2 separate regions of the Homo sapiens genome follow, and region 1 is linked to region 2. Evidence: chromatin loops called from intact Hi-C (ENCODE). Cell type or tissue: PC-9. All regions are shown on one strand. Each heading gives the region's core, and the rest is flanking DNA. Links, peaks and the distances in the headings are about the cores only. Region 1 overlaps FMN1 (formin 1). Region 2 overlaps FMN1 (formin 1).

What was found. A loop is a pair of places that touch in the nucleus more often than their neighbours do. Peaks named below come from ENCODE experiments on the same cell type or tissue, not always from the same donor. Only the 100,000 strongest peaks of a DNase experiment are listed, where the experiment ranks them.
Region 1: it touches region 2 in a loop (8-fold over the local background); 2 of 110 quality-filtered maps call a loop at or near these places.

The regions. Positions count from the first base shown.
Region 1 is chr15:32,765,389-32,782,302 of GRCh38, reverse strand. FMN1 (formin 1) reads left to right here. Exons shown (of 21, transcript NM_001277313.2): 20 at 5,384-5,468; 21 at 7,949-16,759. The coding sequence ends at 7,993. Among named protein-coding and RNA genes, the nearest start is that of GREM1-AS1, 55 kb to the right of the region's middle. RefSeq lists enhancers at 1-545, 7,536-8,735. In PC-9, for the core only: no CTCF peak of the experiment used is centred there; a DNase peak (open chromatin) is centred at 8,102; H3K27ac peaks cover 1,626 bases.
Region 2 is chr15:32,843,831-32,860,744 of GRCh38, reverse strand. It overlaps FMN1 (formin 1), which reads left to right. Exons shown (of 21, transcript NM_001277313.2): 17 at 3,638-3,730. Among named protein-coding and RNA genes, the nearest start is that of GREM1-AS1, 130 kb to the right of the region's middle. RefSeq lists an enhancer at 3,067-3,965. In PC-9, for the core only: no CTCF peak of the experiment used is centred there; a DNase peak (open chromatin) is centred at 10,434; H3K27ac peaks cover 4,361 bases.

The DNA of each region.
Region 1 (16,914 bases), core at 4,647-12,646, 78 kb after region 2:
CAATGCATGTCATTTGTCACGTAGATACTAAGAACTGACTTGAGCATGGTACAGTGCTGGGTAAAGGAACAAGGAGAGGTCCCAAATATGGATAAATCCTGCTCGTTGTCCCTAAGTCATTCCAATGGTTTAAGAAAAATAAGACACCTACTCAGTTCTAAGATGAAATGCCTTAAGTACCTTAAGAGAGGCACAAAGTGCTTTGTCATTTAAGAAAAGAGCAATTACTTCTGGCTAAGAGAGATGAAGGAAGCTTTCATGACTTTGACACTTAAGCTGTAAATAGAAGAATGGGAAGAATTTGCATGCATGGAAATGACTCAGACCGTCATTGAGGGAACAGTAAAAGCAAGATGCAAAGGTGAGAAAAAGCCATGTACAAAGAATGTAAGTCGTTTGGGTGGGTCATGGAACACGTGGAGTGAGGTGAAGGAAAAGATGCTTGATCAGTAATCACATATAGTATTTTCTTTAATTTTTATAGCAACAATGTTATTAGGTGTGGTATTATTCACACTTTAAAGAGATGAGGAAATTGAGGTTTGGGGGTTACATGACTTATCCAAGGATACTCAGCTAATTAAACCAGCATACTACGAATACAACAACAGATCTGGGTCTGAAAAGGTAAGATAAGTAAACTGGGTTTATAGCAGGGAGATTGTATTGCCAGTCCAAAAGCATAAGATTTTGAATCCTATGATACAGTCCAGGAATTGGCAGACTACAGCCTATGAGCCGGATCTGGCCCACTACCAGTATTTGTCAATAAAATCTATCAGAACATAGCATAGCCCGGTCGTTGATGCATTTTTCAGATGGCTGCTTTCCCACTGCAACAGTAGAATTAATTTATTGTCCAGTGCACAAGTAAGAATGTTGAATTCATTGTAACTAACGTGTGCATGTGGGCAGGGAGATGGGATTACTAAATGTGTGTTTTAAGCAAATTGTATAACATTAGCTAAATAAAGAGCTAAGCTACTCAGCCACTTACAGATGCCAACAAGTATGTGATTAATATTAAGTAAGATATTTTTATTTGAAGCATGGAAGAAAAAGCATATTTTTTAAATGTCTGAGTTGATAGATCTTTAAGTATTTACTATTTTGAAGATTTTTTGAAGAAATTTTAAAAATAAAAATATAAAAGATAGCATATCACACCCATATTCCCACTACCTAGAATTATAACTATTAACATGCATCATATATTCTTTAAGATTTTAAGTTTAAAAATGAAGTATTACAGATAAAATGAAATTCTACTTGGCATATTATTGCCAGTGTCATTCTCTTCCCAGATCTTTCTAGCAATAACCTCTATCATGAAATTATTGAGTATCTTTCTAGTCTATTTTGAATACTTTCATATGTGTGTATCCATATATAAATACAGATAGATGTCTGTATGTATGGGTTCAATTTAAAATTATACGCACAGTGTAGCATACTGCATGCAAAGTAACAATAGCAGCTTACATTTATTCTGCTATTACCGCCTGCCTGGAGCTGTACTGCTGATACAGGACCCCACCGGTTACCCAAAGCTAGCCTTTGGGTCAGGGGTTTCCTCACTATAGTCCCTTCTGTGGTTGCCAGAAAGATGTTACAGGAAAGTGGTCCCAATCCAGACCCCAAAAGAGGGTTCTTGGATCTCACACAAGAAAGGATACAGGGTGAGTCTGTAGAGTACAGGGAAAGCAAGTTTATCAGGAAAGTAAAGGAATAAAAGAATGGCTACTCCATAGGCAGAACAGCCTTGAGAGCTGCTGGCTGCCCACTTTTATGGTTATTTTTTGATGACATGCTAAATAAGGGATAGATTATTCATGCCTCCCTTTTTTAAGACCATACAGGGTAACTTCCTGACTATTGCCATGACATTTGTAAACTGTCTTGGCACTAATGGGAGTGTAGCAGTGAGGACGACCAGAGGTCACTAGGTGGCCATCTTGGTTTTGGAGAGTTTGGGTCAGCTTCTTTACTGCAACCTATTTTATCAGCAAGGTCTTTATGACCTGTATCTTGTGCTGACCTCATGTCTCTTCCTGTGTCTTACAATGCCTTAGTCATCTGGAAATGCAGCCCAAAAGGTTCCAGCCTCATTTTACCCAGCTTCTATTGAAGATGGAGTTGCTCTGGTTCACATGCTTCTGATACTGTCTCAGTCCTCTTATTGATCCTATGTAGCATGCACTATTACTGTCATGTTTTTTAGGAAATAAGGCACACAGAGAGTTCCCTTGTGCAGGGTCACACAGTTAATAAGTGATAGGGCTGAGAATTAATTCTGCAATCAGGCTTTGGAGCCTGAGCTCTTGACCATCATCACAGATGGACTATTCACTGTATCACTGCAGGATTCTTCACTCTCAGTATCATGCCTCTGATTCCTGTGATTTTTGAATTTGTAGATCTAGTTCATTCCTTCTCACTGTTATACCCTATTCTGTTGAATGAATACAGTACATAAGCAGCATTGCACATTGCATGGTGGTTAAGACCTATGAAATGGGAATAGTAGAAGTTCCTATCTCACAGAGTTGTGAAAATTAAGTTTAATTCAAATACAGTAGGTAGAACAGCACCTGGTACAGATTAAGTACCCAATAAATGTTAGTTGTTATTTGCTATTCTCATATATCACCCTGTTGAACCTATTCATTAGGTTGTCTGTAGTTTTTCTTGATTGCATATATTGCCACAGTGAAAGCTCTGTGTCTGTTTATAATTCTTTTTGGTATCTCCCTACAAGAAAACTTGATGGCTCGTAGAGTGTACATGCTTTCAGTTTTACTTGATATTGCCAAACCCAACTAGACCAATTTCTTCTCCTTAGTGCACTGTGTGGCACTTCCCATTCCCCTGCATCCTCACAAACAGTTAATATTGTCTAATTGTTTACATTTGCCAACCTGATGGGTAAGAAATACTATCATGCTGAATTAATGAATTTTTAATAAGTTGTATTGAGATAGAATTTACATATCATAAAATTCACCCTTTTAAAGTGTACAATTCCATACACATTAGTATCACTTCACTACACAGTGGTTTTTAGTATGTTCACAAGGGTCTACAACCATTACCTCTATCTGATTTTAGAGGAAATCTTTGACTGGTTAGCAATAACTCCCCATTTTCCCCAGCATGGGGAAACCCATAGTTTTGCTAACCTACTTTCTGTATGGATTTGCCTGTTCTGAACATTTCATATAAATAGAGTCATGTGTTTTTGTGATTGGCTTCTTTCACTTAGCACAATGTTTTTGAGGTACATCCATGTTGTAGCATGTATCAGCAAATTCATTCCTTTTTATGGCTCAGTAGTATTCCATTGTATGGATATACCACATTTAATTTTTCCATCAGGTGATGGAAATTTGGTTGCTTCTACTCTTGATTACTATAAATAGTGGTTCTATAAACATTCATATGCAAATTTTTATATAGACATCTTTTCAATTTTCTTAGTTATAGATATATTTATGTACCTAGCAGTAGAATTGCTGGGTCATATGGTAATTCTGTGCTTAACGTTTTGGAAAACGGCCAAACTGTTTTCCAAAGCAACTGTGTAATTCTACAATCACATCAACAGTGTATAAGGGTTCCAGTTTCTTCACATCTTCATCTCTAGTACTTGTTACTGTCTTCCTTTCTGATTCTAGCCGTCCTAGTGGATGTGAAGTGGTATCCCATTGTGGTTTTGATTTGCATTTTCTGATGACTAATGATGTTGAGCATCTTTTTACGTGCTTATTGACCATGTGTATGTCAGCTTTGGAGAAATGTCTATTCAAATCCCTTGTCCATTTTTAGAGGAGGGGGTATAATTTGTCTTCTTATTTGAATTGTAAGAGTTCTTTCTGTGTTCCAGACACAAGTTTCTATCAGGTATATGATTTAAAAATATTTTTCCCATTCTGGAGGTGGAGGTTGCAGTGAGCTGAGATCGCATCACTGCACTCCAGCCTGAGCAACAGAGCAAGACTCTGTCTCAAAAAAATATATATATATATAAAATATATATTTCTATATTATACATATATGTATTATATAATATATAAATAAATGTATTATATAATATATAAATAAATGTATTATATAATATATAAATAAATGTATTATATAATATATAATAAATGTATTATATATTATACATAATATATAATAAATGTATTATATATTATACATAATATATAATAAATGTATTATATATTATACATAATATATAATAAATGTATTATATATTATACATAATATATAATAAATGTATTATATATTATACATAATATATAATAAATGTATTATATATTATACATAATATATAATAAATGTATTATATATTATACATAATATATAATGTATTATATATTATACATAATATATAATGTATTATATATTATACATAATATATAATGTATTATATATTATACATAATATATAATTAATGTATTATATATTATACATAATATATAAATAAATGTATTATATTATACATAATATATAAATGTATTATACATAGTATATAAATGTATTATACATAATATATAAGTAAATGTATTATATATTATACGTAATATATAAGTAAATGTGTTATATGTTATACGTAATATATAAATGTGTTATGTTATACGTAATATATAAATGTGTTATGTTATACGTAATATATAAATGTGTTATGTTATACGTAATATATAAAGTGTTATATGTTATACGTAATATATAAAGTGTTATATGTTATACGTAATATATAAATGTTATGTTATACGTAATATATAAATGTGTTATATGTTATACGTAATATATAAATATAATATATAAATATACGTAATATATAAATATAATATATAAATATATTTTTTGAATGGAAAAAAACCTACAGAATGAAAAATACATATATTTATATTTTCCCATTCCGTAGGTTATCTTTTTTCCCATTCTATAGGTTATCACATCTTAATTGATGTGAATTCGTGAATTTTAGTATTTGTAGTTTCACATTTCCTCAGAACTTCATTCTTCAAAATCATCTCATTATCTGCTAAGTGGATCACAAGCCGGATAACACTGAAGTAAATAATGCTCTGTGCACATAGTACTCCATCCATCAGAAACTACCACATTGTTCACAAAAACAGGCTTCAGCTGGTGAAGAAAATTAAATTTTGATAAAGCAGAGAAGCCTTCACACCTAATTAGGATTTGAATTTAATAACAAGCATTGAAAAAACATTTCAGTATTTTCAAATTGCTGATGGATTAATTCAAAAGCATTTGGGTTTATGTTTAACCTGCCTTAACTCTTTTCTTCTTTCCTTTTCCCTCTTCCTTTCTTTTCCCTCTCTCCCCTGTCTTTTCCCTATTTCTATTTCAGATTGAAAATGGCTCAGGAATCAGTCAGCAAGTTGACTTCAGAGAAGAAAGTGGAGACAAAGAAAATCAATCCCACTGCTAGCCTGGTGAGATATATTTTTCAACATAATCTAACGATTGTCATGAAAATTGAGGTGCGCCCAGGAAGGGCTAAAGCTCAGAGATGAAACATAGTATCCAGATTCTCAGTTCCCATCCCAGAGTAGCATATGGTTAAAAAAAAAAAAAAAAAAGTATGTGTGGGTGGAGGTACAAAACATAGCTTTATATGTTTTTCCTGTAAACTCAACATAGGTCATTTCTGATAAACCAAATTTAGTCACTTACCATTTCACATCCTTCCACACCCTACCCGCAGTACAGTCACCCTTATCTCAAAGTATCTTTTTCTCAAAATGTTTAAATATATTCATTCTCTTCAGTTCCTTTTCCCCATTAAAGAAAGAGGCAGGGATTCTCCTATTTTGATAGTTGGAAAATTTGAAGTGCAGAAAGATACAGCCTACCCAGGGTCACTTAGCAAGTGGATAACAAAAGCCAGGACCAGATTCTGGGTCTCCTGACATCTCTCCCTATGCTGGAAACCAGCAGTCTCCCCAGCCTTCCTATATGTGAGATTGCGTTGTCCTCCAAAGTCCAGTTTTCAGTAGAGATCACAATGAATCTCCACCTAGGTGTTACGGACAATAGTCAGAATAGCTACATGGTTAGGATCCCAGGATGCCGAGAATGAAATGGCCTGGGTTCAGATCACAGCTCTGCCACTTAAATAGTTGTAAAACCTTAGTGAAGTTACTTTGTTTCTTTCTCTTCCATGAAAAGAACATACTACTTTTTTTTTGGGGTTATTTTGAGAAAACTGAGAAAAGACATGTAAAATGCCTAACACATAATAAGAGCTCAATAAATATTAGTTGTTTTCCTTGTTGCTGTGAATTTCAGCTGCTTTGGTTGACCCTGCAATGGGGAATGGCAATGAGTGGGAAGTGGAAGTATCACCCTCCTCTCTCGGATTTTTCAAACTCTGTCCTCTCTGGGCCCTGATGTCCAACAACTACTTACTTTATCCTTTTAGATTATTAGTACCTTTTTGCTGGATGCTTCAAATCCTTTGAAAATATAAATGGGTTCTAAGTTACAAAGTGAGATTATTTCTGTTGATTGACCATAATGTTTCTCCCAACAACCCCATGAGCAGCTAAATGAATGTTGCATGAGGTTGATGAATGAGAAATGGAGAAGTCCGGGCTATACTTTTTGGTCGGGGAAAGCCATGGTTGAGCACATGGCCCCTACCTAACCGGACATGTCCTTTGTACCCGTTTGATGGTATATTTATGACATTCATTTGTATGACTTTCAGTGGCAGTCGGCTGAACCCTGATTTTTGTCTTCTTCCTTCATGAGCCTCTCCCTCTTCCTCAGACCTTTTATTTGGGCCTCTATCCAGACTTTTACAGCCAAGCTTGTTCCCCCAAGGCAGAGAGAATGGGGTCAGCCATATAGACAAAAGGGAAACAGTGGGTTTACGACCTCCCCTGTGAGCAAGCTCCCAGTTGTGATCCTGGGCTTGTTGGGGCTGCTTATTTTATTGTCTGTGTGGGTGGGTGGGTGGAAATCAGGGAAGAGCTTGTAAACTGATTCCTGATTCAATTTCGCAAGTTAGGGATGGGGTCCAAATTTAGGATGGGTGTCGAAAAATCATCAACTTAAGTTTATATCTAGGCCAATTTAGTAATTCACTGCAACATCATATCTCATAGCTCATAAGCAGCTAAGGATCCATTCTCAAAGGCTTCTCTCTGCATCTGCTCATTCCAAAAGAGTATACTTCTCCCTTTTCCATTTTAGCCTTCTATTTACCCTCCTCCCAGAGCAGGCACACCATCCTTACCATACTGATATGTGTGCTTCCCTAGTGTCACAGATACCATGGGGGTCCATGTTTCTGTGTAGTGTGCTCCTGTGTATTCTTACGTCTTCCCAGCAGATGTCCATGTCCTTCCCTTTAGAAGGCAGTCTCTGAGGAGGAAGCTCGGAGAATGAAGAGCATAACATCCATGGCAAATCGGGAACTTCTGCCATTCTGCAGAGACTAAATCTGGTCATCTCCCATTTTGCATGGCTTTTGTTGAGTTCTGCCAAGTTGATCATTGGAAATAGTAATTTTTTTTTTCATATCTTCTTGGGCATTCTCTAATTCCATCAATGAGCCAAAGGTAGGGACGGAAGGGGTCCTTGAGTAACACTACAAAGTTAGGGTCTTTGTCACAAAAGAAGAGAACAGAAAAGACCACCCTGGCATGGTAAAGGCCCGTGTTTTAGATGGATGTAGTTGGTAGATTGGCTGGTTATTGATTTCTTGTTTGTTTTTCTGGGGAGTAAGGGTGATAGGTAGGGAGGGGCAGATAACTAAGAGCTTAGGGAAAGCAGTAGAGGTACTCTCATTTCTAGGCCATTTGGCACAATTCCGGAAACTCAGCATTCTAGACCAAAATTTGAGAAATGTATCAAAACTTGAGAAAGATGAAAGAAAATGATACATTCATTTTTTTTTCCTTAACAGAAAGAAAGACTGCGTCAGAAGGAAGCCAGTGTGACCACTAACTAAGATGAAGACACATGGAAATGATGGCACTGGAGGTGGAGGACCTTGCACGCATACTCTTTGTGACCACAGGGTTGCAGGACGTTCTTGAAAGATGTGTCACTAAATGTTTGTTTTTGCTCATCTCTTTCTGAGGTCATCTGCAGAGAGTGCCCCATGCCTTCTTTAAGAAGTCCCTCATTAAGCCGCAGGAACAATGGAAAACTATTTAAGGGAACATTGCAGAAATATTTGATGACTGTTTCTTGTGGAAGCCCAAAGTCCACTCTAAGAGCAGAAGAAATACCAAAATGTTTCCAAAATTTTTTTAAAAGCTGAGATTTCCAGCTTTATAACCAAAGCTTGATATATGTCACATTGTCACAGAAGAGAGAAAAGATCATTGAGGACAGTTGCCTTGGGAGAGTTCAAGTCTTTGTCGTTACACACTGCTGTTTTGATTATTGGTCTTAGTTTTGATCCTGTTGCAGCAAAATCCTGCAGCATCTTTCTCTCCAATAATGTTGCAACTCACCAAAACTATTCTTGAAGAGGTCCAAGAACATGTATTATCCAGACTAAAAAAATGATTTTTTGTTGTTATGGTTTACGTGATGAAAAGGAGAAAAAACAGAATCATACCTGGGTGGAGAGAGGGAGACAAATAGCCATAAACTTCATCCTGGAGAACAAGTTACCATGCAAGGAGTTGACATCAGTTGTTAAGTGAGGCCCATTCTTGTTTTTACATCGGTCCTTTGTGGTTTTTCTGGGCCAGCAGAGATTCTGCACCCCAACTCCCAGGAGAAAATGTAATACCTGAGCAAGCACAGCCTTGGGTGTGCTTGGACAAGAGACCCAGCGGCAGAGCACCTTTTACATTTTGGACCGTTCATGAATGGGCAATGTTGTGTTGATACGCAGCCGAGTTCTACGTTATGTGCTGTGACTGTGCAGCTGGACGACCCCCATCCCCAGGAGGCAGTTTCCAGACAGGAGAGCAAATGCAACTCACAGCACCTGCTCATGACCTTGGCTGATAGGCATGTGAAGTAGGATGAAGCAGGACTCTTTAATGTCAAAAAAACTGAAGGGCAGAAAAAAGGTTCCTTACATCAAAATGAAAGTAATTACATTAATAGAAAACTTCCAAGTGGAATATTGTTCACAGGCAGCTCTTTCTGACCCTGGCTCTTGAGTCACATAAGGAAACCACCTTTGACCTCTCTGACACTTTTGTCTTTAAGCCACGTCTCTGAAATCTTGTGAGGGGTGAAGAAAGAGGACTGGAGATGAATGGACAATATGATCAAAGACTCATTTTTAGGCCTTGAAGAGGCCGAGCTTTCTCCCCCCAATTGGTGGAGGACAGTCCAGAGATGAGCAGAAATCTTAAATTCCTTCCTGATCCAGCCTCCACATGTGGCCTGCCCCTTGCCCCAGCATCTTTCCAGAACCCCTGGACTTGCCAGGTGCCTGAGCATCTTCCCAGGATATGCCTGCCAGCCAGCAGCCCCTCAGGAATGCTTCTATAATAGATCCAGTAATGAAAGCAGCACCATATCCTAATCTAATGTCAGCTTCGAGAATGAAGACTGCAGTCAGGATCAAATCAAGTCACAGAAGCCATATTCATGCAGGTGCTAACCGCCTTTTCTACTGGTGCAACTGAAAGGAATATGGTAACATGGTTGGATTTTTAAAATTCACAATGAAGGAACGAGACAAGCAAAACAGAAAAGCCGAGAAGGAACATGCATGACTAAAAAGGCTTGAAGTTGCTTGTGAGCAAGAAGCTTTTTATGCTGCTTTCTTACATAGTTTCTCTTCATTTTCACTTAACTCTGAAGACAACCAAAAGAACGGATCAATTAAAAACTGATTCCACTTATAACCATTGTATGCTCCTTCTAGTGTTATCATGCACAAGAAAAGTGCCAGTTTTACCCATGCCATATAATTCAGCTCTTTTGAGTTATGTGGGGCCAGCAGAAGTCTCAATCCTTATAGGCTTGATGGTGAGAGCAGCGGGAGGTTTGAGGTGTACTCATTGCAGTCCACTTTGGTCTGTAAGTAGGATGCTTACGAGAAATCAGTGAAGGTAAGCAGGGCTGCCACTGTGGCCACGTAACCCTTCAGGAACCAGTGCTGAAGAATAATGAGTGAGAACACTTAATTTGAGAGTTAGACAAATACAGCCCACTTTGGATTTCATCCTAGTGAACAGACTAAAACTTTGCAGTAAAATACCTATTTCTACAAAGCAAGGTTTGCCTGCCTCGGTTGGGGAAACCTAGTGGTTTTGTCACACTAGTCGATGTATGATGTTAGTGTTGTAAGACACCATGGCAGAATCTTCATTATTCTCACCTATTCTGAACCCTGCATCATGTATCTGGGATGCCCCCTCCCAAGTCCACCAATGTACCACGTTGCTGACACAGCCTTCATTTTTAACTCAAATTGATGCTCAGTAAAGGTCAATGACAATTTGTTCAAGGAAGTTCATCTAAAATAATCTGGAGGCCTTGAAAATGATCCCTCTAAAATGCTGTTGAGCTTGTGTTCAGTGTAGCAGGAGGATCTGAACTTTTCCTGGAGAGGAGGTGATCGGGATGCCATTTGGCAGCTTAAGCACATCCTGCCAGCAGGCTTTAAGTGGCTGTTCTAGGCATAGCCCTCCCTGAACTAGAAAGGAGAGTAACCAGTTTGCTATGCTGCATCTAACCAGACACACCTGACTTAGTAGTAACTCTAAGAACCCTTAACTTACAAACAACTTTGTCTCCTCTTAGACAATATTCATTAAATCTGAGGACACAGTTTGACAGTAGTTCAGATTCTTGCATGAGCAATTGACAGCATCAGAGCACACAATATCATAAGTTACATAAATTACACAAAGTACATCATAAATTACACTACAGACACGTTAGGTAAAAAGCATCAGGCCCGGGCCGGGCGTGGTGGCTCATGCCTATAATCCCAGCACTTTGGGAGGCCAAGCGGGGGCGGATCACGAGGTCAGGAGATTGAGACCATCCTGGCTAACACGGTGAAACCCCATCTCTACTAAAAATACAAAAAATTAGCCGGGCGTGGTGGTGGGCGCCTGTAGTCCCAGCTACTCGGGAGGCTGAGGCAGGAGAATGGCGTGAACCCAGGAGGTGGAGCTTGCAGCTAGCCGAGATAGCACCACTGCACTCCAGCCTGGGCGACAGTGAGACTCCGTTTCAAAAAAAAAAGCATCAGGCCCATGAAGTATCAAAAACCAGGTTAGGAGGTGTGCTGTATGGCTTTTATCTCAATAAGTGGCAGCTTACTGGGGAAAAAGAAATAAGAAAAAGTGTGGCCAAGCAGAAGTGGATGTTTATGATGACGGTGGGGGCCCAGAGGTCATAGGTGATGGTCCTACTGCCCAACAGTTGCCTTTTGAATCCTTATGTTGATGATGGTGTCTTTCTACACACTCACTGCAACTACTCAGGAATTATAAAGATTTTCTGAAATCTGAGAAGTGGAATAAGGAAACCCAGTGGAGCTATTACACTTTTAAATGTTCTAGCCAAAACAAATTGCCAGTATGGTTGAGGAATTGAATATCAGATGGCATGCAGTCTCCCCTCCCCTCCCCTATCAAGGACAGTAGAAGCTGCAAACCTCTTCTCAGCCTCCTTCAGGCACCTCCTGTTTTCATAAGCACCATGAAGAATGGTGTTTCCTAAATGAAAAGTTCAGATACTGCTGGTAAAGAAACTGGAAAAACTGAAGGAAGGAATAAAATATGTTGGTGGTATTAACACCTCCAGTAAGATAAGTCATTGGTACGGTTTTTCTAAGGGCCGCAGTGAGATGTAGCAGAAGAAATATGTTTATTTTGGGCAAAGATTTGCTTATTGGCCTGGGATTGCACATTTTCTCTATGATGTTTGCAACAGAGAAATTTTCATTTTAATGATACTCTTCCTTTCTTGAAAGTTACATGTCCTCATTTCTGTTTCTGCTTCTCCCTTGGCCAGTGTCATTGATGCAGATCATTGCATACAACAGCACAGCAAATTGCGCCAAGTCAGTGTGTGAATGGGAATTAGCAATGCACGCTTGCAGGCTCTTTTTCCAGGAACCAGGCTGTAACATTGACCGGGGAACCTCTTCATTCCCTGACATACTAAATTGGTCAATTTTGTAGTACTCATCTCCATCCACAAAAACAACAAAGATAAAATCAATTTGGAGCTTTATATGACAAAAAGGAAGAAGTCCAAAAATATATAGCCTTCCCCCCTCCCACATATCTGATCCAAATATTAAATATCTGATTTTATAAAACAGTTTAAATTGTCTTTTTAAATTGCTAACAAGCATCAGTTATATTTGAGCTTCATTTTTCTTTTATCCTGTCTGTCCTAATAAAAACAAAAATGGCCAAAAAGTGGAGAGGAAAGAAAAAGCTTCCACTTTTTAAAATTTGTTTTGTATTAGTTATTTTACCTTTAGGGACCCTACAACTGAAGAGAGTGGAGAGAATAAAGAAGTGAACTTTCATTCATGTCTGCTACTTTGACCTCATAAAGAAATCTGCAACACAGATGAAACCAGTCTGTGTGGCCAAGCTGATGGGATTTGAAAAGAGTGGATAATTTTTAGCCTTTCCAAAATGCAAATAACTTGGATATATTTCCATTTTCCAGCTATAGAGAGAAACAATCCAGCTGCCTGGAAACTGTTATTAGTATAGAAGTGGCTTAAAGAAAAGCATCTTCAAATACTTGACTTAGCATATCTTTCTTCTTTAGACTTACATAATGATATTCATCTCTCCATTAGCAATTGAATCCAGGCATAACCGGGCTCAGTTACACAGCTTGTCTGTGACTGGGAAGCCCATTTTGTGTCATTTCTGCACACCTGTCCGCTGTTGACACCTTATTAGAGGCACTGCATTTTGGTTTCACAATTCTTCATCTCCCTTCCCAAGGAATGGGCAATCTACTGAACTTCCAGATCAATGCTTTGTTGGAAAGTGATGAATTTAAGAGAGTTTTAACATGTCAAATTTGAAGCCAATTCAGTATCCTTATTTGTTCCAAGACTCTTAACCAATACTGTGATATAAAGTTAGGATTTGGGAAACGTGTAGTTAACAACTTGGAAACATGAAGATATTAAAATGGCAGCTGGCTAACTGTCTCTTAAGCCACTATGCAATTTCTACCAATGGAGAGATTAGGGAAGCAAATTAAGCCTCATTCAGTAGGTCTGCTGTCTGGTGGAACTTACGGAACTCATTTCCTCCTCTATCCCCAGCCCTTCTCCTAACTATGGTGATAACCAGGGCCATAGAAGACCTTTTCTCTCTTACCTTTCTCTGATAGGATCGTGTCCTTCAGTCAAGAGCTCATGTGAACTCCAGACTTTATATTACATCTCTGAAGTTCTTGATGTGGGGAAGATTGACTTTTATTCCATTTTTATATGAAGGTGTTAGATATAGCCATCAATTTATTTTTCTACATTCCCTCTACGCTTATGTAATTTTCTATTTTTAAATCTTCTCTTAAATATACTGAGAATCTCTAGTCTCCTTTTCTAAAGGCTGATCCAACTACACTTGTGGGCTATTTTTCCAAGCTTTGTGTGAAACTTGATGACATTGGGCCAGCAAAATGCAAAGAAGACTATAGTTTCAGGCAGAAAATCACGTCCAAAGAATTTGGCATGGATTAAACAACCTCTACCACACTATAGCTCTCACATAGGCTGAACATTTTCCTAAATTCTACCTGTGCAGACACTGAGGGGCTCTCTACCTTTGAAACTATGAGAACGTCTTAAATTAATATGAATATTTCTCTCCATGTATAGTGTGAGCTGCCAATGCATTATCTTAATACATCAAGAAGGAAATCAGATTTCAGGCACACATTAGCAATTGTTTGTTAATGTCCTTGGCAAACGTGTACCTGCTTTCCTTCATTGTTCTCTTCAGGGGCTTTCTTCCACTTTCCTCTTATGAAACGAATGTGTTTTTGACTGTTAACTGGGTTCGCTTTCCAGATCTGTCTTTCCCAAATGAAAGGTTAGTCCCATAGACCACTGGCTATTCAGGGAAATTACTCTCTACCTCCCCATGACATGGATGATAAGTGTTGAGGGATGAACACTCTGGAAACTCTTAGCATGGATTTTGAATTCCAGATTTCTTTATAGGAGATGTATAAAAAGGAGTTTATAGCATACAAAAATTATACTGCTCTTCCCAGTAAGGGACTAAAAGGACATTTGAAATCTTTACATTTTAGATGTTTTTGTGAATTATAAATATCTCCTTTTTCCTCGCTTCATGCTAACTTGTCTCTAGATAAAATCTTATTTCTTCATACATTGGACCACAAGGCATAAAGAAGGTAGCTCAGCGCCACTGAGATTGTGTTCTGCATAATATTTGGAAGGCTTCCATTTCCATTGAAAACAAATCCATGAGTGAGAGGGAAAGTCTAGTATCAATTCTTCTGTTTGCTCGCAATGACACAAATAGGTTTTGGGGATCTACCTAAGGGATAGGTCTACTCCAAAATTATTAAATTTATAATTGTGCAATTCTGTAATTTCCCAAGGCATAAGTAATATGACCCTACTGTCAGCTAGATGTCTTATCTTCAAAGAGAGTATGCATTAATAAAAAGAACTTCCCTTTAAAGAACCAATCTAAAATACTAAAAAGGCAGAAACTTTTAAAATTAGAAATTGGATAATTTTTAAGAATCTTTAGAGAAAACATTGGTTTATCATAGTCTTTTTCTTTCATTGAGTTTTCATTTAGACTAGCATGGCAAGCAGGGTGGCCTTGGACTTTGATTTAGGGGATCGTGCTTTGGCCTGGAAAATAAGCACTGGCCTGCATGCCTAGAACCTGAGTGAAGGCAGTCAACATCCTAGTATGAATCAGACCTAGCAGAAATGTAAATTATTTCAAGTACTTCAGGGTTTAGTTTTCTTAGTGACACCCTGGACCCTGGATGCTGCTTTCTAAAGTGCACCTGATCCATGCAGTTTTATGTCTTCATATAACTGGTATCTTGTGAGTTTGCAAGCAATGGGATGAGCAAGAAAAAAAGGACGCATGGAGGAGAAAAATTTGAACGAGGCTAGTGCAATGTTTTGCTGATAGATTACATTGTTAGGGAGCTGGTGATTTTTTGCCATGGTCGTATCGTGGACAGCTTTTCCGTGGAAATTCAAGGCATCTGTATTAGGCAAATGTGAGTGCCCTTGATCTTGTATTGATCAGTGCCAATGTACTGGGAAAGCAGGTACCCCAGTGAAACTGGTCTGTGCTTGGTTTAACAGCTCCAACAATTTCAGATCCATGGGGCTGCTTGACCATAGACCCTGTTTACTCCATGCCTGTTCAAAAGTCATTTTGACTTCTAGCTTTGTTTCACTTTCTTCTTTCAATACTTCTGTTTCCTCGTCCTTTTCCTTCATATTCCATGGCTATTTCTTTCCTACTTTACAGTTTCCCCCAGACCCAGATTTTTTCACACCTCTGCATCATAGACAACTGAGTAGCTCCCTTGGCCCCTCCTCCATCCTCTCACACCCTGTGCTCCGTTCCTCAGCCGTTTGGACAGGGAGCTCCGCTGTCACCAAGGAGCCCATGTGAGACACACTGCTGTGACTGCCTCTTGTTAATGTCAGCATCACCTCATCACTTAAGCAAAAAGGAAAATCCATAAAAGAGATGGAAAATACGTCTCTTTTTATTTTATTTTAAGAAGATTGGGCGGGGTGGGGGGGGGGTTCTTATTCTAGGCCTTCTCAATTTCTCATAGATTTTACCTTAAACTAATTAAGGCCATTCTCTTGATAAATTTGTACATCAGACCGGGTCACCAGCTATGATGCAGAACGCCAGATTTTTGAATCTCAAGTAACTTTCTGTGGTGCTGGACAAATTGACTTAATTCTGTGCAGGCAAACACTTTGAATCATAAGGATTTTTATTGCCGCTCCATTCTTACTACTATTCATGATTCAAACATCTACCCCTGTTCTGAATCAGGATGTTGACACTTCTTGGTTATTTTCAGATGAACAGTAACTGCTACACTCTTGAAAGCACTTAAAAGTGCAAGCATGTCCTAAATAGCCATTTAACCTGGTAAAACATAGGCTTTTCTGTTTAATTAAGTATTAGACCAGTCTGTAGATATAATCTGAAAAGATTGTAGGCAGTAATGAAGACAGTTGGGGAAAGGAGAAGGCCCTTTAAAGACATGAAACCTTACACGCTCTTGGGATATTTTTAAGCATAATAAGCTCATTGGATTCAGGTATTTTTCCCTTTGCATTTTTAAAAATACGTATTTCTAATTTGTTTGCATATTTAATTTTGTCAAAGCTGAGAAATGCTCATGAGTTGAATTTATAAATGTCATTTGCAACCAAATGAAGTATTTATTTTTAAAAAGAGAGTGAAGGAACCAACACTGATTTGTACATAATAAAAATGTGTGTATTATATATATATATTTTTTCCTCCTTGACAGTACTTGGTCACAATATCAAGTGTATTTTTGTACATAATATATATTGATTAGAAAAACGTCAATTGTCTATTCAAAAAATTCTATCTCTGTGATAGATTATATTTATCCTAATCTGTTGATACCTCTGTTAATTTGTTTTAAGAGAATTATATTTTTTGGAATTTACAGAGAATTGCATTCATGGCTTTCAATTGTAAATATGCTAAGGGTATTTTAATAAATCTTGGTTTCATGTCCATCTGGTGTGCAATGCAGATTTGTTTTCAGGAGGCATGTAAAGCAATATCCCAGTAGTACTGTAATGTGGAGAACACCAGTCATTTCTAACTTGCGTTACCACTCGGGTACACTATTCTGAGCTGCAAGAGCTGAGTCTGAGGAAGTCTATCGTTG
Region 2 (16,914 bases), core at 5,478-13,477:
GGGCAAGCAAGTCACATTGCATCTCTGGAAAGCCCACTTGGAGTCTGGGTCAACATTGCTAATATGTATGTATATATATTTTTTAGACAGGAGACAGGGTCTCACCCTGTGAGACTAGGCTGGAGTGCAGAGGTGTGGTCATGGCTTATTGCAGTGTCGACCTCCCTGGGTTCAGGTGATCCTCTCACCTCTGCCTTCTGAATACCTGGGACCACAGGTGCACACCCCCATGCCCAGCCAGTATTTGTATTTTTTGTAGAAACAGGGTTTCACCACTTTGGCCAAGCTTGTCTCAAATTCCTGGGCTCAAGTGATCCACCTGCCTTGGCCTCCCAAAGTGCTGGTATTAGAGGCACGAGCCACTGTGCCAAGCCAACATTGCTAATTTTATTTAAACTTTCCTACACGTGAGAATCTAGTTAAGATGAAGAAACCTTTTTTCTTCATCTACTTTTCCCTTTCTTCCTTTCTTTCTTTCCTTTCCCCTTCCTTCCTTCTTTCCTTCCTCCCTCCCTTCCTACCTCTTCCTCTCTCCTTTCTTTCCTTCCTTCCTTCCTTCCTCCCTTTTCTTTTTTCCTTTTCCTTCCTTCCTTCCTCTTTTTCTTTCTCTCTTTGTCTCTCTCTTCCTTCTTTCCTCCCTCCCTCCTGCCTTGCCTTGCCTTTGCCTTTGCCTTTCTTTCCTCCTTTCATTCTTTCATTCTTTCTTTCCTTTCTTGTCTGTCTGTCTCACTCTATCACCCAGGCCAGAGTACAATGGTATGACACTGCAGCCTCGAACTCCTGGGCAGAAAAAACCCTCCCAGATCAGCCTCCCATGTAGCTGGGTCTACAGGCATGCACCATCATGCCTGGATAACTTAAAAAATTTTTTTTGAGAGACAAGGTCTCACTGTGTTGCCAGACTGGTCTTGAACTCCTGGCCTCAAGTGATCCTCCCACCAAGGCCTCTCAAAGCACTGGGATTACAGGTGCGAACCACGACATTCAGCCAAGATAAGGAAATCTGATGCTTTCGCCAGATACATGGAGCTCTCTAGAGAAGTTTGGGGAGAAGTAAATGAATCCTGCATGATGACTTCTCAGGGATTAATGTATGGACTTTTACATAAATATTAAAGGTAAAACATAAACACTGTGCAGACGGTGATAGATATGTTTGAAAGATGCAAAAACATTGGATTGAAAAATGCTTTGTGGCAATGTTGGCATCTCAGAGAAGCTTTTTAGGATGAACAGGACTTTGTCAGATATTGTTGAAAGAATGTATGGCATGAGAGCAGAGCAGAGAACCACATGAATGAAGACATGGAACTGGGAATGCCGAATAATGTAACTGGAAAACATTGAACAGCTTTGGTTTGGTTAGTCAAATACATGTGGGAAATAGAGCTGAAATATGCCATAATGGAAAAGGCCTTAAATAATCCAAGTCCCCGAAGTTTGAATTTAGTTGAATTTGTGATGAGAACCCATTAATAGTTTTATCTTCTTTTGTACCTTTCCCCCTTTGTTTTCAGGGGACAAGATTGCCTTACAATTTATAGAGACTAGAGAAAACTTAAGCATCAAATTTAACTCTTGATCTCCTCTGTCTCTTAAAAAAACATAATCCAACAAGATACTTCCCCACTATTCTCTATCTCAGCAAATGGCACTTCCAGCAACCCATTGCCCACTCCTTTACCCTTCCATCTGCTTCAACCCTACCTTGACTGAATCAGCAAGACCTATTTGTTACACCTGCAAAATATATCCCAGCTCTATCTACTCTCTCGCTCCTTGGACACTACTCTAGCGCAAAGTGTCCTATTTTGAGAAAAGAATGGTAGTGGGAAGGATATACTTACCATTTGGCCACAGATCCATCTATTTCAAAAGAGGTGAAGGGTAATCTCATAATAGCAGAGAAGCTATAAAGTAGTTATTGTAGAGAGGACAAAAAGGCTTACAAAGAAAGGAAAAAAATGTGGAAAAAATGAATGTTTTAAATGATTATTTGACTGGATTTATAGAATTTGTTCTAGTTGTTTCAAGGTAAGATTTGTATTTTTTCAATAAGATAAGTCATTTAAAAAATTAGTCTTTGCCTCCCAACGGACAGGATTTCCTAGATAGCCTTGGAATGGTTGTCAGAATAGCTAATAGCAGATATTCTAGATAGCTCTATAAAAACTCTTTAAGAAACAATGTCAATAGATAGAGCTTGAATTTCGGTACCCCTGTCCTGTGACCTAGCATCCCTGTATCATGAGAAATCCCTAGATACCTCTGAAAATGTAGGTGATTCTGACCTTGACTCAGAAAATGACAAAGGGTTCCCTCAAATTGTACTTTCATTTTCAGCACCGTTTTGTAGTCCCCAGGGTTGTCTAGGATTTCTGCAATCTAGTTGGCAATATTGCAAATGAAAAGTGTCAGATAACTAATTTCAGAGAACATTTAAGTGGTGTCTTTTGCATTTTCTCTATTTCTGAACTGACATGTTTATTGCTTTGCCTGCAGTATACGTTCTGAGATGCTAGTTTTAAATATGCCAAATTATTGGATAGGAATTTCCCAATGTAAATAAAGATCTCCTTCCCAACCTCCTTCTTCCAAAATACCTTACCTGTGTGTTTATAAATTGCTCCAAGATCTGTAGTATATGTTTCTCTATTTTGTGAACCCCAGGTGGCATGATATCTTTATGGTGAAATCCAGTGCTTTATTAATAGGCTTTTGGACAAGAACATATCTAATTTCCAGCCATGGTCAACAGATGAAAGTGATCTTGACTCAGCTCTAGCTTTGTAGAAACGAAGCCTTTCTTTTCCCAGTGCATGCTGTAACTGGCACAAACACATAGGAACCTTGGGGAGATGCCTCTTGGCTGGGTTAACTGCCTTTTGTGATGGTGAACTATGATTTACTGTGGCTTCCCTGTAGACAAATCGTAACTATCCAATAAGGTAGGTCATTTTTAAAAAGTCAAGTCACCTCAGACCTGATTATCAAAAAGTACTCTATTACAAATTTTAGATAGTCTATCTGAAGTAAATTATGTAAAATTATTTCCCTTGTGTTAGTAGAGGATTAAAAGGAAGGGTAGGTGAACGGGAAGCATGAAGAACTGACAGGGTCCTCCCCGACCTGGTCTTAGTTCTCATGTTGGGATGCGTGTGTCACCCTGGCCAATCACTAGGTTGGTAGTTCTAGACAACTTGGGTGCCTGAGAATTTCTGCAATATATTTTTCAAGCTCTACTTTTGGAGTGTGAATCTGAGGAGGGCTGAGGCCCTTAATTTCGTGAGACTAATCCTCAAGTAGTTTTTGCCTCTCTTTATCTTTGGGAGAACACAAGCAGAATACTTTACCTATCCCAGGTCAGAGACTTTTCTGGATCTCTAGAAGAAAAATGGAAGGATTGTACATTGCCCTGTTCCTCAAGAGTGGTGTAGAATGAACTAATTATTTTTGTTGGTTTGTTTATTATTTCTGGGTTTTGTTCCCCCTGCCCCCCAATCCTGGAATTTGGACCAACAGTGGTTGACAAGGAGTGTGCACAATTGATAGCCAAGTGCATAGCACAGTACCTGGCCCATAGCAGGAGCTCAGCAAATCTGTGTTCCTAAGTCTAATTCTAAATTTCTCTTCACAGCAAGTGAGAAACAGATGGTGGTGGTGTGCAAGGAGTCCCCAAAGGAGTATCTCCAGCCTTTCAAGGACAAACTAGAGGAGTTCTTCCAAAAAGGTAGGAAGCTTTGTCAGCCGCACATACACGTGGCCCTGAAACATCCTTCATTCCATGAATCTTTCTCTGAGGCCCACGGCCCCTGGCATCCTGGCTGACCACAGGCAGCTCTGGTGATTTCATTAGCCCATCTTTCCATGGTGGTTACATACTCACGGTAGATAAAGTTGTCCTGTAGCTTTCATATCACCTTTCAAATCCAGTTTAATATTTTAAATTCTTGAATGTTACTCTGGCTTTTGTAAATTCTCTGAGGACAAACTTTTTTGTCTCTTCATGGGGCTCAAGGAATTCCTTAGCCCGTGTTTACTGACAAATGACATACATGTAAGGCAGATGTGGTCATGCATTTCACATTTGTGGTCAACCTGGACAGGTGGATGGTGATCACCCTCCTGGTTTTATGAGTGTAGCAACTTGGAAACTTGTGTTATATTTTCCATTCCTTTTCAGATAGGAAAATTAGGGCCAAGTGAATGTCACCCATCAATCACTTGCTACCTATCAGCCCTCTGGGGGTTAGTCAGTGAAAGTGATGTGCTGGTATGCATGAGACTCCACACTTTCTTTGAAATCTTAACAGATTTCCTTCCTTCACAGTTTTGGCATGAGTAGGGAACTTCTGTTTATCAGGGTTAGTGAACATGGAAGTATCATGTCTTTTAGATAATTCCTATTCTAATTTCTCAAATTTAACTTAAGATGTAAAACAAAAATAAGTGTGGGGTTGTTGCAGGCAGCTTTTTTCCCTGCTGGAAAGCTAGAGGAAACACACATAGGAGCCTTTGGGGGATATCTCAACATGCTTTTTCTATTACTGAGTAAGGCCACTTGTTACCACACCATCAACAAAAGACTGTTAAGCAGGGTGAATGCATAAAGTGTGGCCAAACCAGCTTGAGAATCAGCAGGGAAATTCTCAGTCTATGAGTCAGAGGAACTCCATTCCAGCTGCTGTTCCCTTGGTGCAGAGACCATTGCTCCCTTCTCCATGATGAAAGGTTGTCTGTATTGAAGTAGGAGAAGTCAGATTTCTCTCTCAGCCATTACAGAACCTCATATATGATGGAAGAAATGCTGTCAGACAAAGTACCATCTTGAGAGCAAAGATACCAATACTTGTGTGCTATGTGACTATAGGAGATGGATTTTATAAGTGACTTATCAAAAAATGCATTGCTGTATAATTATACTGTGTAAATATAACCTAAGTAGCCTGAAGAAAACCATGAACTACTTCCCTTTGCTGACCCCAGTTAATAGTATCTGCTTTTTACATATGCAGAATTAACTTGAAATGAGGCTCATTTGTACTTGGATTCCATCTTTATTTTTAATTGCTATTCTATTTCTAGAAAATTTTGCCATGTGCATGTCAGGGTACTATTTACCTGCATGCTGTAATGCTCTTAGAATCCTGCGTCTGCAAAGCAGCCAGCTTATATTGTGAATTTTATTCTTTTTGTTGAAAAGACATAAATATGAATAGATTTAAAACCTTGAGAATCTTCTTTGGTACCTTGGAAAAGCAATTTGCAAATCCCCATTTGGGATAATGTGTTAGCCTCTTCTCTACTAGGGCTCCCAAGACAATTCTGGTCTATTCAGAGAAAGGGAATTTATATGAGGGAAACTGGATCTTATGACAGGGAAGTAAAGGTATGGCCATAGGAAGCTGTTCTAAGAAAGTCCTAAAACAGTGGTTCTCAACTCTCTTGCATACTAGAATCACTTAGGAGATTTTTTAAAATCTTGATACCCGGGCCCAACTCTAGACCCATCATCAGCATCTCTCAGGGTGGGGCCAGGCATCAGATTTTCTTTCTTTTTTCTTTTTTTTTTTTTTTTTTTTTTTTTACTCTCCACGTAATTCCAGTGTGGAACCCAGATAGCCAGTACTCTCTAGCTTAGTTCACCTTTTAATGTGTATTCAAAGATTTATTCTGAGCCTGCTATAGGTTAGGCTCTATGTTAGAGACCAAGAGTACTAAGATTAATTGTATACTCCTACACTCTGTCCCAAGGAATATCTTAATGGGAAAAGATCTATAATTGAATACAACGAGCTCTTTTTTTTGTTTGTTTTTTGTTTTTTTTTTTGAGGTGGAGTTTTACCCTCATTGCCCAGGCTGGAGTGCAGTGGTGCGATCTCGGCTCACTGCAACCTCCACCTCCCGGGTTCAAGCAATTCTTCTGCCTCAGCCTCCCAGGTAGCTGGGATTACAGGCGCCCACCACCACACCCGGCCAATTTTTTGTATTTTTAGTAGACATGGGGTTTCACTATGTTGGCCAGGCTGGTCTCGAACTCCTGACCTCAGGCGATCCACCCGCCTCGGCCTCCCAAAGTGCTGGGATTACAGGCGTGAGCCACTGTGCCCGGCCAATCAGCTCCTGACTTACAGATGAGGTAAAAGTGACAATCAGCTCATCAGCTCCTACTTTACAGATGAGGTAAAAGTAACATTAGGAATAACATCAAATCATGCTTAAGACAAAACCAGCCAAAATATGACACAGATTGAATTTGAAGGAAACATTACCATTCTATTAAAAAAGTTAAGAATATAAAAATATATATACTATTGTAGGAATCTTAAACATTCCCAATACCGTATGGTAGAAAAGTCTACTGTTGAAATAGCTTGTTACAATTATTTCATTACTTAACTCATTTTGTCAAAACAGTCTAGAATTGTGCTGTTCGATGTGGCAAGCACTAGCCACATGTGGCTTTTGAGAAGCTGAAATGTGGCTAATCCAAACTGAGATGTCTTATGAGGGTAAAACACGGGGTTTTGAAAACTCAGCAGAAAAAACATGTCAAATATTTTATTGCTGATTTTTTTTACTGATTGCATGGTAAAGTGATAACATTTTAGATATGTTAAATAAATAAAACGATTAATATTCATTTATAGGTAAGTTAATAAATATGTTAATAACCTGACAAAATATATTAGCTAAATTATATTTCTTCTACTTCTTGAGTGTGGCTACTAGAAAATCTAAATTGTATTAGTGGTTCACATTCTATTTCTATCAGAAAGTGCTAGTCTAGAGGCATGTTCCGTAGGCTTTCCTCAGCTCATTCCTACACTCTCTTCTCATTGTCGCCCTGCCTTCTCAGCTTGAATCCTAAGTTACTGGAATGCAGAGTTTCACAAGCTAGCCCCCTGCCCACTCTGGGCCTGGCCCTTGTTTGGCTCTCAAGTGGGGCTACGTAACCAAAGGAGGTGACAGCATGCTACTTGGTCAGGCTGTTACCTCTACATTTCTGAAATGTATGGTTTAGGGTTTGTGGTTAAGAAATACATTATAGTTCACAGCAGTATGCTATGATGTAGGGGCTGGGTTTTTGCCAAATTGCAGTATATACAAATGGAGTATCTCCTCTCTACTGTGTAGAGTTCCAAATAGTACTTCATTTATTGCGTAGATATTTCACTGATTCGTAGAAAATGTAGGATTTTCCATTTGCCACAGATAGGCACTATTCACCATAGATAATCAAATTTCTATGACAATTGTCATACAGTTTATAGTATTTCATCTAATACGCTATTTATTGTAAGAAATACCATTATTACATGTACTACAAAAAAAGAAAAATTACTGCCATAAGCCACAACATGTAGACTCTTAAGATGTACCCCAATATCAGAGGCTCTAAAACGTGAAAATTCTATCAATTTTGGAGTTGGTGTAATGTGGTACTATAATTAGGCATATAGAATCAGAGAGGAAGAATGCCCAACACTTTTAGGTAAGACTTTCAGCAAAGAAGATATTTTTGTTTAGAGTTGAAAAAACAAAATAATAATGATGGCAATGATAATGTTAATATTTACTGAGTGCTTCTATCTGCTAAATACCATGGGGAACAAATCACCTTTTTACTTAGTCACCATGACAGTCCTTTGAAGTGAGTACTGTTACCGCCCTGCTATACAGATGAGGAAATTGAGGATTAGAAATTCTCAGCAGACAGGCTACAAAGGGCATTCCAGGCAGAGGAAAACACTGCAAGTCTCAGAAGGATGAAAGACATGATGTGTTTGGGAAATGGCAAGCAACTTGGTGTGGCTAGATCACAAGGCAAATGAGAAGAACACAAGACCAAAACGGTGATAAGAGTCACAATATGACTTGCTAAAGAATCTGAACTTTGTCTGACAGGCCGCAGATAATATTGAAAAATAATGTGTACAGGAGTGACATGATCATGTTGGATTTGTTTGCATTGTTTTGGTTTGTGCAATTATTTTGCAGGGGGTATATCTCTTTGCTTTTTGTTGTGGCTGAGAAATATGTTAGTTATAACTAACAGTAATATAAAAAAATATTGGACAAGTAACAGACTAATTAAGAACTTGAGCAAAAGCAATGGCAAAGCCGAGGTAGGAGGATCACTTGAGGCCAGGAGTTTGAAACCAGCCTGGGCAACAAAGTGAGACCCCATCTCTCCAAAAATTAGTTGAAAGTGGTGGCGCCTGTAGTCTCAGCTACTTGGGAGGCTGAGGTGGGAGGATTGCTTGAGCCCAAGAGTTCAAGGCTACAGTGAACTATCATTCTCCGTACTCCAGCCTTAGCAACAGAGCAAGACGCTGTCTCAAAAACAAACAAACAAAGCAATGGCAGTAAAAATAAGAAGGAAAAGACATAATTGTAAACAGTAAAGGGCTGTTTTAGGCATTACAGGACAGGTTAATAAATTGGATGTACAAAATGAAACAGAGGAGAATAGGGTAACTCCTTTTTCTTGCTTGGATAACTGGTTGGATACTGATAAGACTAGATTTGAGATGGAAGACAGTGAGGTCAACTTTAGACAGGTTAACTTTGTACATGTGAGACGCGCAGGTAGAGATGCTGGGCTCATGGGAGAGAGCTAGATGAGACAAAGGTTCAAGTCATAGGAATGAATGAGATAGCCCAAAGAAAAGAGTGTAGAATGAGGCGATACCTGAAGTATCAGAGTATCTGAGCACAGGATATCATATAACAAATGTAACTGAGAAAAGATACTTCTGTACTTCTACAGCACAGCTTATACAGAGTGTTTTGCAAGAAAGCTAATTCTCTATTAGGAGTCTTATCACTTATAAAGTTTTAAGCAATTGTGTTCTGTATGCCTGAGAAGTCACGTGCGTTGTGACTCAGGATTATTTTTATATCAGCTGCAATTCAGCTCTAACAATCATGATGATTTAATTTTTCTTCTGTAAATCATATCCTGTTGCCACACTCAGATGGAGATGATGCGTTTATCCTTATGTCTTTTTCATTCTTCCCTTCTCAGAATGTCCTTATATAGTGTTATTTGACAAAACTGTGGTACTTTTTCTTAATTTCATTTTCTGAGAAGAATTGAATGTAATTTTAATGGCACCACTTGGCGGGGTTGCAAACTCCATGATATCCATGCCTTTTTTCTTACGTGTCTTTTTTCTTTTCCACACTAGGCTCTTGTTGAAGCTGGTTTATAGCTCAGTTCAGAATAACCTTGTGCAGGCATTTTGTGAGCTCCTGCTTTCCCACCCTCAGATCAAACATGGTCATAATGATATGGCCTTCAAAACTGTGATGCTCACATTAAAAGTTCCCATAAACATGGCAGGGATCCTATAATTAAAAGAAGGCACAGAGCAACTGATTAGATCCCAGGTATAGATCTTGTAGGTGGTCTTTTCATGCTGTTAAATTGGTCATTTGTATTTATAGCTTTGGCAGGGAGGGCTGGAACCTAAACTAGCTCTAATCCCAGCACTCTCCCACACTTGGCCTTATCTCATTCTCCGTTAATTTCGCTTGGCATCCATGAATGGAGCCAAATTCTGAATGATTCTGCATGAACCATTCTAGCCCTAGTCTATGAAACTATTTTCTAAGTTCCTTTGACCAGCTGAGATTAGAGATACTGTTTTTTTTGTTTTGTTTTGTTTTGTCTTGTTTTTTGAGACAGAGTCTTGCTCTGTCACCCAGGCTGTAGTGCAGTGGCGCGATCTTGGCTCACTGCAAGCTCTGCCTCCCGGGTTCACGCCATTCTCCTGCCTCAGCCTCCAAGTAGCTGGGACTACAGGCACCTGCCACCACGCCTGGCTAGATTAGAGATATTCTTAATATCAAAAATTGTTTTAGTTTACCTATGTAACAAACCTTCACATGTACCCCCAAACCTAAAATAAAAGTTAAAAAAAAGAACTATTTTCTAGTAAAAAATAGATAAATTTACCAGGTTTAAAATAAACAAAAGCAGTAATTCTGATTTTCAACATTGAATGCAAAAGGAATTATATAAATAGATGGGTATTCCATGACAGCTGGGACTGTGTCTGTTTTGTCCTGTTCACTCACTTGTCCCAACATCATATAGGCTCAGCCTGTCCCATGATAGGTGTTAATAAGTGTTTGTTGAATTTATGAACAAACAGCTTGAATTGTGTAATGTACCTAGAGGCTATTTTTTCCTCCTCCTTGGGTTTTCTGTTTAAATCCTTTCAGAATTGCTGAATCATCCCAGAATCTGAAGAGGTACATTTTTGGTCGATAATACATTTCTGTGGTCAGACCTCCTGGATATAGAATCATCTTTCTATGTTGGGCATATGCACGTAATCTATTCTTAGTAAATACTTTGGTCAGATTAGATTGACAAAGGCCATACTTAAATCTCTAAGTTGCAAAATAAGAGCAGGTTATTACATAATCTCTTCACTTCAACCCCCAGAAATAAAGAAACAAAACTATCTGAATCACCATATTCAACCACTAAGGTTACAGAGATCAGGAAAGGTCAGTAATCTGAACAATGTAACCTGTGAGGGAAATAATTCTGACGTCCTTTACAAAGCTTGTGGAAAGAAGAAGTATGGCTAGAGAACATGAACTCTGCCTGAGCCAAAATGGGTTCTTGTGTACTCCACTGCTACTCAAGAAAATACCGACAGGCGTGGTTCCAAAGATCATTAAATGGCCAAGAATTAAGATAATCTCTTGTGACTTCCGGATCACTTAAGTAACAGAACAGTAATCCTTGGAAGATGAAGAAAGCTATTTGGCTAGGCGCAGTGGCTTAAGCCTGTAATCCCTGCACTTTGGGAGGCCAAGGCAGGCGGATCACCTGAGGTCAGGAGTTTGAGACCAGCCTGGCCAACATGGCGAAACCCCATCTCTACTAAAAATACAAAAATTAGCCGGACATGGTGGTGTGCGCCTGTAATCCCAGCTGCTCTGGAGGCTGAGACAGGAGAATCGCTTGAACCCAGGAAGCAAAGGTTGCAGTGAGCTGAGATCATACCACTGCACTGCAGCCTGGGCCACAGTGAGACTCCTCCAAAAAAAAAATAAAGAAAAGAAAGCTATTTTATCACAGGTCTATTAGGTAGGCTTTTATCTAAAAGGGCTAGAGGGGATTTTTTTTCCCAGAAATTCCTGCAAAGAGCGTATGTTTTCCCCCGAAGTCGGTTTCTAATGACTATCCAGTAATGGAGTTGTGAAATTATGGTATTTCCATACATTGGAATACTAAGCATCTTTTTTAAAAAAAAAGTCTGTATGTATTGACCTGGAGGATCCCTAATGTATATGTTTAAGTGGATAAAAGCAAGGGTCAGAAGAGTAGTTATGTTATTATTAGGTATATTATTTTATCATTCAGATAAAAATGAAGCAAAAAATGAATACTACCTAACAGTGAGAACAAATAAGAATTAACCTAAGACTGGCCGGGCGCGGTGGCTCACGCCTATAATCACAGCACTTTGGGAGGCCGAGGCGGGCAGATCACGAGGTCAGGAGACCGAGACCATCCTGGCTAACACGATGAAACCCCGTGTCTACTAAAAATACAAAAAAAAAAAAAATTAGCTGAGCGTGGTGACAAGCGCCTGTAGTCCCAGCTACTCAACAGGCTGAGGCAGGAGAATGGCATGAACCCGGGAGGCAGAGCTTGCAGTGAGCCGAGATTGCGCCACTGCACTCCAGCATGGGTGACAGAGTGAGACTCTGTCTCTGAAAAAAAAAAAAAAAAAAAAAACAAAAGAGAACTAACCCAAGACTGATATTCAGCTGGTCCTCACCATAACACCCATACAGGTTGCCTGTTCTGCTAGTTAGTACCTATGTTATTGTTAAATATTTAGACTATTACTCCTAAAACTAATCAAACAGGTTCATTGCTGCAGCAGGTAGAAAATAGGCAGATGAGGTTCATAGGCGTATGCAGATTTGTTATAAATTTGGGTGTTTTAACCAGTGAGTACCTCTTAAAATAGTAAACAAATTTTTTTTGAAAAACAATTTTCTATAGTACTTCGCACTTCACATTTTTCCCTAAGATTCTGCTTCCTATTCATTGCTTCTCCATCATTATACCAACTGGGGTCCCTTAGCCACCTGAACCTAGAATTGGAAACCAAATGGTCTTACTCACAGTCTCATTACTTTCATTGGGTGCTGAACTGGACAACTTAAAAGGAAATCTGAAGGTCCCTTATCAAGCAAGATCTATGAGCTAGTACCTTGGTTTGTTTCCTATGGCTGCCTTCTTCAACATCGCTCTAGATGGCTCTATCTAATGGAAGCCTCCCAGTCAATGAGAAAATGCAAGGAAATGTTTAAAGGCATTGAGAGCTCAAGACAGTCTAATACACACACACGTGTGCACGCACACACACGTGCACACACATGAACCTGCTGGAACCCCTCCGTTCTTTCTCCTTGACTTGGATTGACTTCACTTATTTTGCTCATGCTTCCATCATCACTTCAGTTTCAGGCGTCACACTTTTGTGATGTTATTATTAGGTATGTAACATGAACCCTAATTTACATTATGGTCAAGAAGAGGCCTCTAATATGTAGGGTGTTTTACCTGTTCCTCATATTTTTTTTCTTATTGCCATAATCCTGTTCTTTATTTCATTTGGGCTCTTCATTACACAGGTGCTTCAATGTACACTTTTATGAATATGCCAAAATGAGAGAGTAAAGATCTTCTCTCAGATTACCCCGACACAGACCATCCTTTAAACCTAATCACAAACATAGAACCAAATCTCAGTCATTTATATCTTGAGATCATTGTCAGGATCTGACCTCTTCCGTGGGTATTTGCATTTTAGGCCTTAACTCTAATTTTTTTGTTTGTTTGTTTTTTTGAGATGGAGTCTCGCTTTGTCACCCAGGCTGGAGTGCAGTGGCGCGATCTCAGCTCACTGCACGCTCCGCCTCCCAGGTTCATGCCATTCTTCTGCCTTAGCCTCCCGAGTAGCTGGGACTACAGGTGCCCGCCACTACGCCTGGCTAAGTTTTTGTAATTTTTAGTAGAGACGGGGTTTCACTGCGTTAGCCAGGATGGTCTCGATCTCCTGACCTTGTGATCCGCCCACCTCGGCCTCCTAGAGTGCTGGGATTACAGGCATGAGCCACCACGCCCGGCCTTAACTCTTAGTTTTTTAAAGAGTTTGTCTCCTGTTTTTCTGGAACTCCTGACCTCAAGTGATCCACCCACCCCAGCCTCCCAAAGTGCTGGGATTACAGGCACGAGCCACCACGCCCAGCCTTGTCTTCTGTTTTTAAACACTGTCTCAGAACTACATGCTAGTGGAAGAGAGATGGTAGTGGTTGGGTTTGGAGGTAAGATATTATTTGTCAGATAAGTATCATTAACTCTTACAGGGTCTTTCCTAGAGCAGCAGCAGATATTTACACACACACACACACATACACACACACACACCCCTACATCTTTTCAACGTTATGGAACCAGTTTATTTGCTTGCTTTGGTAGAACAGGGGACTATACCTTAAACTGATTTTTACAACTTTGAGTAGGCCCTCAACCATGTAAGAATTGAAGTATTACTAAGGACAACCTCATGATGGTGTTATTGGGTAATCTCCTCATTTCCCTTTCATCATGGCAGAATCCAAGATAGTTTGATGAGACTCTGGAGCTGCAATTGCATTAACCTCTTTCTGATGATTGGAAATGTCCCCAGGTAGAAGTAGAGGATGGAGCCAAGTCAGTCAGGCTCTTTCTTTCTATGTATAGCCCCTTGTGAATTCACCCTTTTCACATTTCATTAGTTTGTTTTGGAAAAACTAGGAGGACATGAACTCATCCTTTTTTATGGTTGCATAGTATTCCATGGTATATATGTACCACATTTTCTTTATCCAGTCTATCATCAATGGGCATTTGGGTTGGTTCCAAGTCTTTGCTATCGTAAATAGTGCTGCAATAAACATACGTGTGCATGCATCTCTATAGCAGAATGATTTATAATCCTTTGGGTATATACCAGTAATGGGATTGCTGGGTCAAATGGCATTTATGGTTCTAGATCCTTGAGGAATCGCCACACTGTCTTCCACAATGGTTGAACTAATTTACATTCCCACCAACAGTGTAAAAGCATTCCTGTTTCTCTGCAGCCTCACCAGCATCTATTGTTTCTTGACTTTTTAATCGCCATTCTGACTGGTGGGAGATGGTATCTCATTGTGGTTTTGATTTGCATTTCTCTAATGATCAGTGATGTTGAACTTTTTTTCATGTTTGTTGGCCGCATAAATGTCTTGAGAAGTGTTTGTTCATCTCCTTTGCCCACTTTTTGATGGGGTTGTTTCTTGTAAATTTAAGTTCCTTATAGATTCTGGATACTAGGCCTTTGTCATATGGGTAGATTGCAAAAATTTTCTCCCATTCTGTAGGTTGCCTGTTCACTCTGATGCTAGTTTCTTTTGTTGTGCAGAAGCTGTTTAGTTTAATTAGATTAAGCAATACTTTTTTCTACATACATACAACTTTTATTATTTTAGTAAGAATACTTAGCATGAATTCTACCCTCTTTAACAAATTCTTAAGTGTGCAATACAGTCTTATTAACGATAGGCACAATAAAATGTTGTGTTTTTAAGTGATCTGAATGTAGTGAGAGAGCTTTGTGCTTGAAGTCAGAAGACCTAGGTTTGAACACTGGGTTCACCACTTAACCTTTCTATGTGATTTTGCAAAGGATTTTAAGTTCTTGGGGCCTTTTTTTTTTTCTTGTCTGTAAAATGGGAATAGTAATATCTAGTACACAGTGTCATTATGAAGATGAAATTAGATAACATACATGGGAAACCACCATATAAACTATAAAGCTTTAATAAATACAATGTGTTACATTTAAGGCATTCTTATTGTCCCACTTTGACCCTCTGTGAGAAACACCAATATACTGAAAATTTCCTTCCTGAATTGTTAGTTCTGGTGTGTGTGTTGGGGGGTGATTGGGGAGCATGCTATACTTGACTTCAACAGGTGCATAGCACTTCATTTAATTTTGCAGCAATCCTTTGAAACTGATTTTTTTCATTCCTAACTTTCCAGATAAGAAAACTGAGTCTGAGGGTCTTGGTAACTTACTCAGGGTCAGGGTGAGCTCAATCCCAGCGTTGTTACTGTGCCATCCTACTAACTTAGAGAACCACTTGGTTTCTTTTGAGTCCCAGGACCCTAGGGGTAAATAGAAATAAGCATATTTGTTTCATCATCTAAAGGAGAAAAGTATCAGAATAGTAGATTTGCCTTAACCTTGGGTAACAGCTTAACCTCAAAGATTCCTTTTCTGAGGTCTTAATAGAGGTCCTCTTTTACCTTTCCCAACAATAACAACAAAGTTTCCATTGTAATTAGTAAAGAATTGCAGTGACAAGTATTTAAGTATTTTATGGAATCAGTATTGAGCTCTGCATCTTGCATAATGGTTGTTCTCATGATAAATTGCCTCACGTAATTATTGGCCTAGCCACCACTTTCTCTTTGGATTCTTGACAACTATGGCAAGGTTTTCATCAGTGATTGATCAAAGATGCTATCACAAGACTTCTCTTTGATTTATACAGTTATTGTCTTCTTCATAATGAAAGAGCTTAACACCTGTATTGCCTTCTGGGAGTTATTGTGCATAATACATGTTATATAATACATAGTTTCGCAGACAATGTCCAATTCTGGAAAGATCTTTTCATTCCTTCAAATAATACGGGTATGTTTCTTCTGCTGAGTTCATTTGGCCTTAAATGAGTTGTGGCAGCTCTAGTAGGAACGCAGGACTAATGTATGTGGAGCAGTTAGCTCAGAACCTGGCACTATGTATATCAGCCGCTGCTGTTGTTACGTGATTTTGTCAAATCTTATCAGATGCTTCAGACAGTGGGTCTCAGAAAGTTAATCACAGAAATTTTACTTACCCAATGGTGCGAATAGCAGTGGTTCCAAGTTCAAGTGGCAAATAATTATTTACTACAGAGGACGGCCATAATTTTAGAAGGAAAGTTATGTGCATCTTTTTCATCTCTTCTAAAAATAAGCCAGAAGCAATGAATATAAGCTGGATTTCTGTTAAGACCAGACACTTTATTTTTGTTATATGTATAATTTGAAGATAGTCATGTGTATAATTAGAATAAAAGGTAAGTAGAATTAGCATAAGTTTAAAAGGTACCAGATATGCATGGAACTTTTATAAGGGATTATATTTTTCACAATTAAAATATTTTACATATTTTAAAGTATAATTATTTCTATAATTACATCTTGATGATATAAGGGATGTACATAATTCCATTTAAGAGGGCAGGTCTGATAGATCACACTTCATGGCTACCAAAATCAACAATATTACCACCTAGTGGCTGCTGAATTGAACTGCAAACACATGATCCTTGGGATCCACAAAGACCCTGTCTCAATAGCTAAAAATGATGGAAAAAGATAGTGAACGCCACTATAATTAACAACTTTAATGGGCCTTGATAACTGTTAATCACTGTAACACCCCAGCTCTGCTTTCAAACAGATTGGGAGAATAATGAGAATTTGCTTTTCCATTTATTGAGAAACTGAGCCTTGAAAAAGTCGTGAGCTGAGGCTAGAGAATGTGATTATTTAATTCCTTAATCCTTTTATTAATCTTCTGAATTGAGAAGTAGATCTACCTTTCCCTCCCAGTTTTTTTATTTAAATTTTGATTTATTTATAACATTTTTCAGTGAAAATTAAAAATGTGTATTTGAGTAGATCAGAACTGTTTTAAACAGAGATAAACTGGTCTTCTCGTTAAGGAAATATGCGATGTTAGTTAGTTCATGTGCTTTTATAAATTTAGCAAAACCTGAGTGCTCAACATT